2 separate regions of the Homo sapiens genome follow, and region 1 is linked to region 2. The links are chromatin loops, found by intact Hi-C in ENCODE. Cell type or tissue: heart right ventricle. All regions are shown on one strand. Links, peaks and the distances in the headings refer to the core of each region. The heading gives the core; the rest is flanking DNA.

Evidence for each region. A loop is a pair of places that touch in the nucleus more often than their neighbours do. Peaks named below come from ENCODE experiments on the same cell type or tissue, not always from the same donor. Only the 100,000 strongest peaks of a DNase experiment are listed, where the experiment ranks them.
Region 1: it touches region 2 in a loop (8-fold over the local background); 57 of 110 quality-filtered maps call a loop at or near these places.

Annotation. Positions count from the first base shown.
Region 1 is chr3:58,457,717-58,468,650 of GRCh38, forward strand. The region is part of intron 1 of LOC107986092 (a long non-coding RNA gene); the gene reads left to right. Among named protein-coding and RNA genes, the nearest start is that of KCTD6, 29 kb to the right of the region's middle. In heart right ventricle, for the core only: a CTCF peak has its summit at 6,136; DNase peaks (open chromatin) are centred at 5,494 and 6,175; H3K4me3 peaks cover 916 bases.
Region 2 is chr3:58,531,562-58,536,192 of GRCh38, forward strand. ACOX2 (acyl-CoA oxidase 2) reads right to left here. Exons shown (of 15, transcript NM_003500.4): 2 at 3,386-3,636; 3 at 2,799-2,961; 4 at 2,433-2,584; 5 at 1,884-1,991; 6 at 132-251. The coding sequence starts at 3,545. It overlaps LOC107984079 (a long non-coding RNA gene), which reads left to right and starts at 3,811. Exons shown (of 3, transcript XR_001740724.2): 1 at 3,811-4,631. RefSeq lists an enhancer at 1-222. In heart right ventricle, for the core only: a CTCF peak has its summit at 1,376 (motif pointing left); a DNase peak (open chromatin) is centred at 1,400.

The sequences.
Region 1 (10,934 bases), core at 4,764-7,263, 69 kb before region 2:
CAAATTGTAGCCAGTGGATTGGGGAAAGAGATGAGAATTCAAAGCTCCGCCTGGGCACGGTGGCTCACGCCTGTAATCCCAGCACTTTGGGAGGCTGAGGCAGGTGGATCACTTGAGGTGAGGAGTTCAAGAACAGCCTGGCCAACATGGTGAAACCCCCGTCTCTACTAAAAATACAAAAATTAGCTGGGTTAGCTGGGCGTGGTGGCACACCCACAGTAATCCCAGCTACTCGGGAGGCTGAGCCAGGAGAATTGCTTAAACTGAGGAGGCAGAGGCTGCCTCTGAGACTGCGTCACTGCACTCCATAGCGAAATTCCGTCTCCAAAAAAAAAAAGTTCCATCAAAATGGTGGAAAGTTTACATATTTTTTTCCCCTGCAGTATTGCCCAGCCTGGACTCAAAGACAGCTGCCGGAAACTCAGAAGCCTGTAGTAGGTCCAGACGGGAAGCGTTCCAAGAGAAGCCTTCTCTTTTTCATCTGGGGAGTGTGTGTGTGTGTGTGTGTGTGTGTGTGTGTGTGTGTGTGTGTGTGTGCGCGCGCGCGCGCGCCCCCGCGTCTGCTAGGGAGCGGCAGAGAGAATCCCATTTTGGTTTTTGCTTTCTTTTTCTATTTTCCTCTGCCCCTGCCAGGAGGCAATACCTTGGAGTTGGTGGCAGCAGCGAGTGGGCAGGCACTTAACATTATGGAGGGATATTTGTCACTAACCAGAGGAGCTGTGGTCCAAGAGTGCGTGCGCGGGGGAGTGGGTAATCCCCGTTGCCTTTTTCTGTGTTCTCTATTGTTCCAGATTCAGTTCCGTGGGGAAAGTGTGCACCAGGACAGGGAGACTAAAGCTCCACTGTGGCCTGAATTTTGCCCCCTCCCCACACAGCCAAATTTATATATTTAAATGGAAACAAATTCAATTGGGCTGCTATCACCACATTCATATGGTAATAGATAGAGGATGTGTTTACCTTCTCTGGAGTCAGACCCTAGACTTTGGCTTGAATATTAGCCTTGAAAACACACTTATGCTCTGTGCTTTGTATTTTCATTACAAATACATCTTGGAGGACTTTACTTCAGTACCAGTATGTTTCACTCATTCATCTTCACAGCTTTATAGTATTCCAGAGTGTGGCTGTATTATAACTCATTTAACTTATGTCCTATTTTTTTTTTCGAGACAGAGTCTCGCTCTGTCCCCCTGGCTGGAGTGCAGTGGCGTGATCTCGGCTCACTGCAACTTCCCCCTCCCGGGTGCAAGCAATTCTCCCTGCCTCAGCCTCCCCAGAAGCTGAGATTACAGGCACCCACCACCACACCCAGCTAATTTTGTTTGTTTGTTTTTGTATTTTTAGTAGAGACGGGGTTTCACCATGTTAGCCAGGATGGTCTCAATCTCCTGACCCGGTGATCCACCCTCCTCGGCCTCCCAAAGTGCTGGGATTACAGGCGTGGGCTACCACACCCGGCCTAAGTTTTGTATTTTTTAGTAGAGATGGGGCTTTGCCATGTTGGCCAGGCTGGTCTTGAACTCCTCACCTCATGTGATCCACCCACCTCAGCCTCCGAAAGTGCTGAGATTACAGGCGTGAGCCACCATGCCCTGCCCTGATGTCCTATTAATCATCATTCTGGTTGCTTCTAGCCTTTACTAATACAAACGTGGTGCAATAAGATGACTTGTCCATATGTTTTCATATGCATATAAATATCTGTGAATAATTTCTAGAGGAAGAATATCAAGGTCAAAGTAACTACTGCATATGCATTTTAAATTGTGTTCAATATTGTCACATTGCCTTGCAAATTTGCCCTCCCATAAGCAATACCTGAAAGTGCCTATTTCTCCACGCCCTTGCCAATATACTTCATGTGCACATGTTCCCACTTTGAGTCACCTCCATTACATTTCCACTGGCAGAACAGGCATCCCACTTCTACCACTCATTAGCTGTGTGACTTTGAGCTTATTGCTTGTGACTATTATGGGAATAATAGTAGTGCTCATCTCATAGGGCTGTGATGAGGGCTCAGTGAGTTAATGTTTGTAAAGCTGCTCACTCGGTGTCTGCCACATAGTAAGTGCTGTATAAATGTTAATTGATTAATTAATTTTAAAACATGAATTAAGGTCTCCCAAGAAGAACTCACCAAAAAAAGCAGAACTCAAGTCAGGGAAAAATGCCTGCTTTGTAGAGGGGTTGAGGTGATCAGGTTAAATTTGATAACATATTTTTAGTATTTTAAGCCAGGTGCAGTGGCTCATTCCTGTAATCCCAGCTACTTGGGAGGTAGAGGTGGGAGGATTATTTGAGTCCAGGAGTTTGAGACCAGCCTGGGCAACATAGTGAGACCCCATCTCTTAAAAAAAAAAAAAGTATTTTGCACAGTGCCTGGCACACAGTGAATGCTCAGCAAATGCTCTTATTTTTGTTAGGGTTTCCTTGGTTTTCTTTGTGGGCCCTTCCACAGCAAGTGGCTGTGAATTGTTACCGAAGGATGATGCATCTGGGGCTGCTGTGACCCTGCATGAGGGAACTCTTCTCCTCTAGGAACGGTCACACGTGGGCAGGGACAGGCCCCATGGAGCAGCCGTCTGGTGGTGGAGAAGGCACACATGGCTTATAGGGATTTGCTCTCCCTGGTGCCCAGTGTGGTAGCAACAGAACCAAGGCAATGGAAAAACAGGGCCTTTGAGGGGCAGAGGAGTTCCCTAGTTTTCTCTCCCCAAGGACTGGAGTAAGGTCTGGGCTTATGCGCAGTTGCCAGAAAGATCTGAGACCCCAGAGTCACATTGGATGTGGCTAACAGAGCAGGTGGTGACTCAACTGGTTTACCTTGAAAAATAAGAGATGGGACTTAGGGCCCTGGATGGGTGGAGGGTGAGTCTGGCCAAACATAATTCAGTACATGGTTAAAAACCAAGTCGTTAGAAATGTTAACTAGATCTGTAAACATATCTATATCTCATATGTACCATACTGTGTATGTTAGTATGTGTATATACATATAATATACTACAATGTTGTTATTTATACTAAGAAATATATTTTGGGCTGGGCGCGGTGGCTCATGCCTGTAATTCCAGTACTTTGGGAGGCCGAAGCGGGCGGATCACGAGGTCAGGAGATTGAGACCACAGTAAAACCCGGTCTCTACTAAAAATACAAAAAATTAGCTGGGCGTGGTGGCGGGCGCCTGTAGTCCCAGCTACTCGGGAGGCTGAGGCAGGAGAATGGTGTGAACCCGGGAGGTGGAGCTTGCAGTGAGCCGAGATCCCGCCACTGCACTCCAGCCTGGGCAACAGAGCAGGACTCCGTCTCAAAAAAAAAAAAAAAAAAAAGAAATATATTTTGGTCTTCGACCCAGTTCCTGGCACAGAGCTCTGAAAACCCTTGTAATTTCCTGAGCGATAGAGGTGCTAGGTGTATCTTTTGTTCTAATATTTGGTCTTTGACCCCAGTTCGTTCCACAGAGCTCCTAATCCCTTGGAATTTCCTGGGTGATAGGAGCATCTTTTGTCCTAATGAGGTGACTCTTGGTGGGTTCCTGGATGGGGGCCGGTCTCCAGAAAGACCAAGCCATGATGAGAAGTTTGGAGCTTTTAGCTCCACTCCCTATCCTCTGGGAAGGTGAGTGGGCTGGAGATTGAGTTAATAATTGATCATGCCCATATGATGATGCCTTTATAAAACTGTGGGCTTTGGAGAGCTTTCAGGTTGCTGAATGGGTGGAAGTGCTGGGGTATGGTCACCCAACACTTTGCCCTATGTACCTCTTCATCTGGCTGTTCATCTCCATCCTTTGTGATATCCTTTATAATAAACAGGTAAACATAAGTGTTTTCGGAGTTCTATAAGCCACCCTAGCAAAGTGTCAAACCTGAGGAAGGGAATCCCGATTTGTAGTTGGTTGGTCAGAAGTACAAGTGACAACCTGGGACTTGCAACCAGCATCTGAAGTGGGGGCAGCCTTGTGGGACTGAGCCCTTAACCTGTGGGGTTTGCACTAACTCTAACTGGTGTCAAAATTGAATTAATTGTAGGACACCCAATTGGTGTCTGCCAGAGAATTGATGTGTTGGAAAAAACCCACACATCTGATGTCAGAAGTAAAGTACTGAGGGTGTGAGTATATAGAGTAAAAAGAGTTGCTTTTTCCTATGATACATATACATATGTGTGATAGATAGCATATGTAATATAATATACACATATGTAACGTGTTATATACATGTTCTGTATGTTGAATATACATGTGTATAGAGAACAAGAAAGAGAGACATAGCATAGCATCTCTACCTTTTTTTTTTTTTTTTTTTTGAGACAGAATTTCACTCTTATTGGCCAGGCTGGAGTGCAATGGCGCGACCTTGGCTCACCGCAACCTCTGCCTCCTGGGTTCAAGCGATTCTACTGCCTCAGCCTCCCGAGTAGCTGGGATTACAGGCACCCGCTACCACACCTGGCTAATTTTGTATTTTTAGTAGAGACGGGGTTTCACCATGTTGGTCAGGCTGGTCTTGAACTCCCGACCTCAGGTGATCCACCTGTCTCAGCCTCCCAAAGGGCTGGGATTACAGGTGTGAGCCACCACGTCTGGCCGAATCTCTACTTTTTTTTTTTTTAATTTTTACCACATATTGAATTATATTGTATATTTATGTTATATTATGTGATGAAACATAGATATGTTAACACATATTATGTGTAGTGTAGTATATTAATATATGTATATTATACTGCACATACATATTATATGATATATTTAGAGATACAGTTAGCATCTCTTCTTGGTTTTTACCACATACTTACATTTTATATTTTATATATATTATTTATTTATTTATTTATTTTGAGACAGAGTCTCACTCTGTCAAACCTGTGCCGCCCGGGTTCAAGTTATTCTCCTGCCTCAGCCTCCCGAGTAGCTGGGGTTATAGGCATCTGCCACCGTGCCCGGCTAATTTTTGTATTTTTAGTAGAGACGGGGTTTCACCATCTTGGCCAGGCTGGTCTTGAACTCCTGACCTCGTGATCCACCTGCCTCGGCCTCCCAAAGTTCTAGGATTACAGGCGTGAGTCACTGTGCCCGGCCTTATTTTATATTATTTTAATATTTTGTACTTATGTATTTCTGACATCAGAAAATTGCCAAACCTATTACAAGAGAGGCCATGAGAAAGGGTGGCTATTTGTAGGCATGAAGCCATTTTCTAGGAGCAGCCAGGGAAGGGTTAAGAGTCATGGCCGCCTAGGCCTCCTCCAGCCCAGTGGTCTGCCTGTAAGTGTTGTCTGGAGGCCCTGCCGCTTTCCTGCAGGGTGTGATGATCCCTTTTACTCTGCGCCTGCCGGGAGCCATAGAGAAGTTGAGAGAGGGGTGGAAAAGGGGAAAGAGGGCTGGCTTGGGGAAAGAGGGCTGGCTTGGGAAAAGACTCAGATGAAATCAAAGGTGCTGAGTTTACTGTGGGACCTAAGAATGAATGAAGGGAAATCTGAGAGCCACCACAGCATTTCTTGAGCAATGTGCTTGGCGCTGCGCCAGGTATTTTATGCCCTTCTCCTCATTTAATTTAACCCTCCCTCACAACGCCTCTCAGAGGTGGTTACTATTAATTATTAATAAACTTATTTGGATAGATGACATACACACAGTATACAGTTGAAAGGGTCCAAAGACTTTACTGTGAAAGGTGAGTCTAAGAGAAGTCGGACAAACGAGTATAGAGATAAAGCAAATACAAACATGCTAACCACATGAAATCTAGGCGCTGAGTATGCGGGAATTTATTGCACTATTCTCTCAACTTTTCTGTTTGAAAGTTTTTCATAATAAAAGTTGAGGGGAGGGGAAAGTGAGTTTCCCTGCTGTCCCCATCTCCTTTATGCGGTTCCCCTCCCAGGAGGCCAGCACGGATACTAGTTTCCTGCTCCTACTGATACTCAGTTTATATGGGCATGCACGCATGCGTACACACGCAGGCACACACATGGGTCCATTTGGTTACTTCTGGTACCTTATTGATAGAATTTCATTTTTGAAAGCTTTAGAGGCGTAGCTTTTTAGAAAAGGGAATTCCTAAAGGTGGATCCCCACATTCGCTTTCCCAGGGGAAGGTGACTATTTTGTTGCCCAGGCTCACCCCTAGAGGTCGCCTCTTCGCTTGACTGGCAGCTGCTAGGGCAGAAGGTGCACAAACCACGGTCGGGGCTGCTCCCATGTGACTCATGAGATGCGCAGCCTTCCAAAAGTATTCACACTTATGTTTTCTGGCCTTAGCCACGTTTCTTGTGGGTTGCAATACTCAGACACAGAACCCACATTTTGGCTTTGCAGAGGCAAAAAGCTGACAGAGGGACAGGTTGTCCAGAAAGCTTCGCCCACACACTGTACTGTAAACTTCCAGAGGATGAATAAAACACCTATTTCCAGGCACAAAAGAGACACTTCTCAGTGTCCCAAACATTTCGATGCTGATTACTTCACTAGATTAAAAAATTTTTTTTGACTAAAGGAAAGCCGTTTTATTAAATACATTAGAACTGACTTATAGCATTGGTGTTAATGTCTCTCTGAACGATTATACCAGTCTTATGTTTTGTTCTTATATTTAGGGAGGCAAGATTTCATCACATTATCTCTGGGTGTGTGTGAAAAAGAACTATATTATAATAGTGTGTATATTCCTTTTTAAAAGTAATTGAATCAATGCCAATAGATAAATGACTAGTTTAAATTAACCACACAGAAATGTTATTTGATTTTTTAAATTTATTTTAAGATAGGGTCTCACTCTCTCCCCCCCAGGCTGGAATGCATTGGCACAATTTTGGCTCACTGCAACCTCCACCTCCTGGGCTCAAGTGATCCTCCCACCTCAGCCTCCCAAGTAGCTGGGACCACAGGCACGTGCCACAACTCCTGGCTAATTTTTTCTTTTCTTTTTTTTTTTTTTTTTTTGTAGATACAGGGGTCTTGCCATGTTGCCCAGGCTGGTCTCCTGGGCTCAAGCGATCCACCTGCCTTGGCCTCTCAAAATGCTGGGATTACAGGCATGAGCCACTGTGCCCAGCCAGAAATGTTATTTTATTAATGTTGAACATGTACAGTAACTTGAAGCAGACTATTATTCTGTTTTCATGCTGCCATGAAGACATACCTGAGACTGGGTAATTTATAAGGAAAAGAGATTTAATTAATTCACAATTCCACGTGGTTAGAGAGGCCTCAGGAAACTTACAATCACGGTGGCAGGTGAAAGAAGTGAATGCTGAGCAAAGGGGGAAGCCCCTTATAAAACCATCAGATCTCGTGAGAACTCACTCACTATCATGAGAACAGCAAGAGGGTAACTGCCTCTGATTGAATTATCTCCACCTGGTCCCTCCCATGACATGTGGGGATTATGGGAACTGCAATTCAAAATGAGATTTGTGTGGGCACACAGCCAAACCATAGCAAGACTATTTTTGCCATTTAATTATTTAAAATTTTTTTGTTTTATATGTATTTTTTGAGACAGGGTCTCAATCTGTCACCCAGGCTGGAATGCAGTGGTATGATGTTGGCTCACTGCAACCTCCACCTCCCAGGCTCAAACAATCCTCCTGCCTCAGCCTCCTAAGTAGCTGGGACTACTGGGGCATGCCACCATGCCTGGCTAACATTTGTATTTTTTGTACAGACGAGGTCTCCCTATGTTGCCCAGGCTGGTCTGAAACTCCTGTGCTCAAGTGATATGCCTGCCTTGGCCTCCCAGAGTGCTTGAATTATAGGCATGAGCTACCGTGCCTCGCCCTCCCTCTCTCTTTCTCTCTCTTTCTTTCTTTCTCTCATTCTTTTGCCATTTAGAATGTAGATATAAATATCTATTTTAGGAATTTTGAGGCTCTTTGAAAAAATGTATATAGTGGCTTAAAACACAGATAAATATGACAACATAGCATAGCTGTTAAGAAAATCAGTTTTGATTTCAGGAATCTGCAAACACAGTCACAAAAACAATGAGTGATAAGATGATTCATGTCAACTATGATAATATTTATAACAGCAAAAAATGGAAATAACCTAAATATTCATGGGTTAGGGTCTGAATTTAGAAATACCTGGCACAGTCATGAAACAGAAAATTATAAAGATGTCAAAAGAATAAGGGAACTTTCTGTATATGAAAGGCATATCCATCTTTGCACTTCACCGGAATCTCTGCAAATGTTTATAAAGGGAAATCGGAGAAACCAGGGGATGCTTGAACCACAATTTAAAAAAAAAACTTTCTTTTTTTTTGAGACAGAGTCTTGCTCTGTCACCAGGCTGGAGTGCAGTGGTGTGATCTTGGCTCACTGAAACCCCACAACCCGGTTCAAGCGATTCTCTTGCCTCAGCCTCAAGAGTAGCAAGGATTACAGGTGCGCACCACCACGCCCAGCTAATTTTTGTATTTTTAGTAGGGACAGGGTTTCACTATGTTGGTCAGGATGGTCTCGATCTCTTGACCTCGTGATCCACCCGCCTTGGCCTCCCAAAGTGCTGGGATTACAGGTGTAAGCCACTGAGCCCAGCTAAAAAAAACCTTTCTATTTTGAAATAATTATAGATTCACAGGAAGTTACCAAGAGAGTACAAAGAGGTCCTGTGTGCCCTTCACCTAGTTTCTCCAATGGTTGCAGCTCAGGTAACTATAGCACAATATCAAAACAAGGCAATTGATATTGGTACAGTGTGTGGATAGTCCTATGCTATTTTGTGGCACGTATGGAATTGGGCAACCACCACAATAAAGATGCAGAACTAGCCAGGTGCAGTGGCTCACACACTTTGGGAGGCCGGGGTGGGCGGATCATGTGAGGCCCGGAACTCAAGACCAGCCTGGCCAACATGCTGAAACCCCGTCTCTACTAAAACACAAAAAATTAGCCGGGCATGGTGGCTCGCGCCTGTAATCCCAGCTACTTGGGAGGCTGAGGCAGGAGAATCGCTTGAACTGGGGAGGCAGAGGTTGCAGTGAGCAGAGATCGCGCCATTGCGCTCCAGCCTGGGCAACAGAGCAAGATTTTGTCTCAAAAAAAAAAAAAGAAAAAAAGAAAAAGAAAATTAGCAGGGTGTGGTGGCCCACACCAGTAATCCCAGCTATTTGGGTGGCTGAGGCACGATAATTGCTTGAACCTGGGAGGCAGAGGTGGGAGTGAATTGAGATTGCACCACTGCACCCCAGCCTGGGAGACAGAGTGAGATTCTGTCTCAAAAATAAATAAATAAAATAAAATAAAATAAAATAAAATAATTTGTATGTGTCAGATGAAGCAAAAAAGAGAGGTCAAGGCTAACCTTTTGTTGGAAAGCTACAACATGTTGAACAGGCCACCTGTTGTACTCTTGGCCTCTGTCCCTAGCTTGTTCTCTGTCCCAAGGCTCGCTCATTCTGGAATGTTCTACTCTCACATTCCCAATAATAAAGGCATTTAGGGTTCATAGAGAGCCATTTCAGAACCATCCCACGGATGGATCGCTGTACCTACACACCCACCCTCAGTCCCCCAACTCTGAGCCTCACATTAAAATAATGTTTTAATCCATCTATCATCCTCCCCTGCTTCCCTCTAGGGCTTTACTTGTTAGAGCACAAGGGTGAGGTCACACTCACCTGCGTTAGGAATGCAGGCTCCAGGGTCATGCTGCCCTTTCTCTTGTTCTTGGGCAAGTAACAACTCCTAAACCTGAATTTCCTCACTTACACACTTGAGGTGATAGATAACAACAGTACCAGCCAACAAGGTCACTCAGTTATTCTGAAAATATAGAGCATCTACTATGAGCCAGCTGAGAATATGCTGGGGAGGAAAGACAAGGCCCTGCTCTCAGGAAGCACCACAAACAGAGAAAACAGGAGTACACAGCTCAGCCCAGTCTTCAGCACGTGGCCAGCCTTTAAAAAATGTTAGTTGTTTTAATTTTTATTATATATATATTTTTTGTTGAGATTGAGTCTCACTCTGTCACCCAGGCTGGGGTGCAATGGCAGGATCTCAGCTCACTGCAACCTCCGCCTCCTGGGTTCAAGTGATCATCCTGCTTCAGCCTCCTGAGTAGGTAGGACTATAGGCGCGTGCCGCCATGACCAGCTAATTTTTGTATTTTTAGTAGAGACGGGGTTTCACCATGTTGGCCAGGCTGGTCTCGAACTCCTGACCTCAAGTGATCCGCCTGCTTTGTCCTCCCAAAATGCTGGGATTATAGGCGTGAACCACTGCGTCTGGCCTGCTTTTATTATAAATATAGTCACACACAATACTTATTTATGGACTGAAATGGAATATGAACCCGGTATCACACACTTGGCCTAGTATATTCTTATTCATTATCAGACATTAATTATGGTTAGCTGCTAAGAGCTGTGCTGGTGTCTCATGCCACCATGAAAGTCAGCTCAGTTGCTCACCAAGAGCACTCATTTAATGTTTAAAATCTAGGATAATTTTCTGAATTTAATATCTTGAACATCAGACTCAGTAAGGGTCTCTTGCTGTAAACATACAACTTTGAAGAAAGAGTCTTTATGTAAACTTACAAAAAAGTATCTTACAGTTTGTCTGAAGGTTGATATATTATCAAAAGACTCCCACACAATAAATAGCAATTTCATTGCTTAGAATATACATTTCATAAATAATCAGAAATATGAGATTTAGCAGGGGAAAAGCCCCTTAGAGGAAGTTAATTTTTTAAATCGTTAAAAATGCCTAAAATGTGACTAAAAAAATAAAAAAGAATAGGGCAGCTGAATAAATGCAAAAACTCTCAAAAGAGGTCTGAATTCAAGGCAAACTGTTCATTATGCAAATTAGTCAACAGGTGAACTGGTCACCTGGCAAATTTATCATTAGAATACCTGGCTCTGGGGCCGGGCGTGGTGGCTCACCCCTGTAACCCTAGCACTTCGGGA
Region 2 (4,631 bases), core at 1-2,500:
CCAACTGGACCGCTCCCTGCCCAAGGGAGACATGTCTTAGCTACTCCTGTGGCCCTCTGGGGCCCCAGGTCAGGGAGGCCACCTGGGCTCTCCTCCTGGCAGGGTTCCTTGAGGGAGCATTATGGGCTTACCTGGCAGTGGGGTGTGGTCCTGAAGACTCCGGATTGGCACAATAAAAGCGTGCATGCCCCGCCTGGCTCCTGAGCAGATCAGCTGGGCCTGGACCAGGGCATGGGTGGCTGACCGTCCCACTGAGGGCAGAGAGAGTAGCGGCCCGTCACAGGAAGACCTGTGCATTGCTTTTCCCAACCAACCCAGCCTCCTGGGGCTGGGGTTTTGGATGGGTACCTCTGGGGCCCTGAAAAGTCACTGATCAAAGAGAGAGGGGATTGCCCCCAAAGAACCAAGCAAACCTAGCAGCGTTGGCAAAGGCACTGTGAAATGATCCAGCTTTTTTTTTGCCCCCCCCAACTATTAATGAATTACTCTGTCATCAACCTTATAATAATGAATACAGATAATTATCATTTATCAAAATCTAGGTGGCGCTAGACCCTGTGATAGATGCTTTCCAGTTCTTGCAGGGGAGAGAGGATGATGAGTCCCATTTTCCAGTTAAGGAAACAGGCTCAGAGAGTAGAGTGACACACTGAAGGTCATTGGCCTGGAGGGGCAGAGCTAGGATTCATCTGTACCCTGGTCTGTCTGATCTAAAAGGCTGGTTTCTTTTGTCTTCATTTTTGACAGTGGTCATTTATTTTCTCTCTCTCTTTCTGTCATCACTCTCTCATCTCTCTCTCTCTTTTTTTTTCTTTTTCTTCTTTCTTTCTTTCTTTTGTTTTTGAGACAGAGTCTCACTCTTTCGCCAGGCTGGAGTGCAATGGCCTGAGCTCGGCTCATTGCAGCCTCTGCCTCCCAGGTTCAAGCAATTCTCCTGTCTCAGCCTCCCGAGTAGGTGGGACTACAGATGCCCGCCACCACACACGACTAATTTTTGTATTTTTAGTAGAGATGAGGTTTAATGATATTGGTCAGGCTGGTTCAAACTCCTGACCTCAGGTGATCCACTCACCTCGGCATCCCAAAGTGCTGGGATTATAGGCATGAGCCACCGCACCCGGCTCATGTCTCTCTCTTATGTCTCTGGTCTCTGCCTGTGTCTCCCTCTCTCTATGTGTCTCTCATCTCTGTCACTCTCCTGCTTTAGTTGGGCTCAGCATATTTGTTTTAATTTTTTCCACACAAGGTGTGGGTCCCCAAGTGCCACAGATGTGTCCTTGGAGGTGAAATTCTCAAGTTTGAGGAAGGGGAAATCCCTCGTTGGGGCTTGGTAAATCACCAAGCCTCAGGGACGCTTGATGTGGCCGCCACCTGGTGGCCACAGCAGGAGGTACGGCGTTGGTGGCCTGATGGGGGCTGGTGATGGGCGTGAGCCTTCCTGGGTGTCTGCAGCAGGGGCAGGCAGGCGTATTCTTTCCACTGTGTCATCACAGGGCCTGTGCTCTGGCTGGTGGCAAGCTCTGCCACTAACTCGGGAGATGAGAGGAACCGGGGTTGTGAGGAGTGCCTAGGACTAGACCAAGTGTGTGTGTTTGTGCGTGTGTGTGTGAGTGAGGCCTTGTCTCTCATGGATCGATTGTCTCCTCTACTTCAAAGTTCCTTTGGGGACTTTCCAGCCACTCACTAATGAAATGTTTAATATCCCACCTATTTTACAGAGTAAGAACCTGAGGCTCAGGTTGGTGAACTGACTTGCCCAAGGTCAGCAGCCTAGAACAGAAAATCAATCTGAGGTCTGTTGGACCTCAAAGCCAGTGCTACTCTGCCCTCCAACATTCTTCTACTTGGGGAGAGTTAAGGAAGGGGGGTGGATGTATACTCACAGTCTCCAGGCCACCATTTGGTGGCAGTCAGCGTGGGGCTGTGTATCACAAACTCCTGGGTGGCTGCGTCATAGGTGGCTTCAGTCTCCAGGCCCTGAAGATATGTCCCTTAGGATCAAGGAGAGGTGTTAGACATTGGCCTGAGGTGGGGTTCTTACCTGTGAAGCTGCTTCTAGGTGGGTCTGAACTCTTAGGCATCAGCGCAGTATGGAGTGGGGCCCAGCTCCCAGCTGTACTTGCAGGCAGTTCTCCCCTTTCATCTGTGGGCTGTGTGTGGGACACACAGTCCCCTATAGCCAGTCCATGAGAAGGGGTGGCTGCTGATGTTTCCAGAAGGAATGACTTGCCCCACTGGGAGCTCATACAATACGTGCAAATTAGAAGGTGGCACCCCTTCCTCAGGACCCTTGACTGCCAGCTGCTGGAATGTTTTCTTATTAAACATATGTCCCTCGGAGCATATGAACCTATGACTACCTAGATGTAAATGGGCCCTCTGGAGTTTTGCAGTGCACAACCTAAACACCACACGCAGCAGTCCTAGCTCACCATGTCCCAACTCTGTCTGTGCATACGTTGCGATGATCTGGATGTTTTTGCAGAGTGGGTCCCATTTGGCAATCTGCTCCTCTGAGCCCAGGCTCCTGAGGGCTCTCACGAAGACTCTGTGTATATTTAAGGCCACGTCTCCAGAAAGGGCTCTGTTGGGGAGAGATGCTGTAGTTGAGTAGCTTATTGGAGACAGGGGCCCAGGTACCCCCTGCCTGAGCAGAGTACAGGAGATAAAGGGCACCTAGCATCCTGGTTTCCCAACAAGTCTTCCCTTTGTTGGGGGAAATGGCTCATGGGGCTAGGGGGTTTCCAGGTGATCCCAGGTAGATCCCTCTCTAGTGGGGCTGCTCGAGGAGTGAGCACCTGTAAGCGTAGCCTAATTCACGACCATCTTCTAACCAACCCAGGCGCCGAGCTATCAACCGGATGTGGAATGCCCTCCGCATGGCAGCCTTATAACGCTCATTCTGGGTCATGAAATAATTGTCCTTACAGCTAAACTCCGGGTAACTGTGGATGATGCTCTCTGCAGAGGACAGAGAACAGAGGGCTTAGGGACCTGGGTGAGGTTTCTGGCACCTTGAAATCTTCTCACCCACTTGCTTCATGGATCTGGAAAGGAAGTCAGACATTATTGTTATTTTACAGATGACAAAACTGAGGACCAAGGTGGGAAAGTGAATTGCCCAAGGTTACAAAGCTATGCAGTGGCAGAATTTTAGGACCAGAATCCAGGTCTTCTGCTGCCTAGGACTCTTCTATCCCCTAGGTGGGCTCAGGCAATATTGACATGTGAAGATTGTCTTTACAGTTCGAAGGAATGAATCTCTAACAGTGGAATTTCAAGGGCAAAGTTTGTTATTTGGAAGCAGAACTGCTAATGAAGGACTCTTCTTACAAGAGAAGCATGGGGCATAAAACAGATGTCCCATTCCCCAGCTTCCCCTTACCAACTTTCCTGCGGAGTGCAGTGTTCTGGGCACCTCCATCAAGGATGTTGGTGAGCCGTTCCACGTCAAAGGACTGCATATACCTCTCGCTCTCTATGTCGGGGTGCATTTGCCTGCTCCAGGTATCCCCCAATGACACTCGGTGCACTGGGCTGCCCATCCTATCCTGGATCTGTCTGGTGACTATGGAGAGACACTTCCAACCCGGCTGCTCCGAGGGTCTGCTCTCAGCATTGGTCAGTGCAAAGAACCTGTGTGCAAGAGGAACTGCCTAGGGCTGGGTGTCAGCCAGGGCTGGTTGGTAGAAGAAAGACATCCCTAAGTACCTGAATGCCACTCCACCTCCCCACTCCCCCTGTGGACACTGGCTGTGGACCAGGCACTGTGTGCATGGTAGGCATGGTATGCAGCCATTGCTTGGTACATGTTTGTTCAATACTTGTTAGCCAAAATTGGACAGGGCCTGACCCCAAAGATTGGGCTCTATCCACTGCAGTTTGAGTTACATGAATTGCCTAGGGAAATCTTCACAAAAAAGTCAGTGAAGCTTACACCTGAAGAAAATAATCCTGGAGAGGTTGAGTGGCCCCTAGCCACACAGCTGGAGATGGCCAGGAGTTGGATGGGGTCTGACCACAAAGCACATGACTTGTCCATACTACAGCTCCACTGTGGAGGATTGCTGGGGGCACCTTGGTCTCATTAAACTGCTCATAAGTTCTAGGATCACTCAGCTCCATTTCTATGAGCCCTGCAGGTATATTGTGGAACTGAAGGGAGGAAGCCTTCTTCCTGCCTGTGAAGTGTTCCCCTGGAGCCCCTGAGTGTCTTTCATACCCAGGTTGGACCCTGTCTCCTTCATGGCAAGTGCTTGGCCTCTGAGAAGCCCCTATTCCTCCACAGTGAGGCAACCATGAGGTGCAGTCCATCCTATTTCACAAGTCTCTTGAGTCCATCTGCTCCTTGCTATCTCTTTGGCTAGCATCCAGGCCACTGTTATCTCTTACTTGGCCTCAGTGTTCCTCTTATTTGTTCTCCCAGCTGCCAGGTGAACTCTTGAACTGCAAATCACATTGTTTTCCTCTCCTGCTTGGAATCTGCTCCTTGGGGCCCACTGTTTGTGGAATGGAGTCCTTGCTGTGTCTACCCAACCCTACTCCACTCACCTCTCTCCTATGTCAACTTACTGCCCTCATCCCTGGCCTCCACTCATTCTCTTCCTACCCTTTGCCCCTGCTGTTCTCTC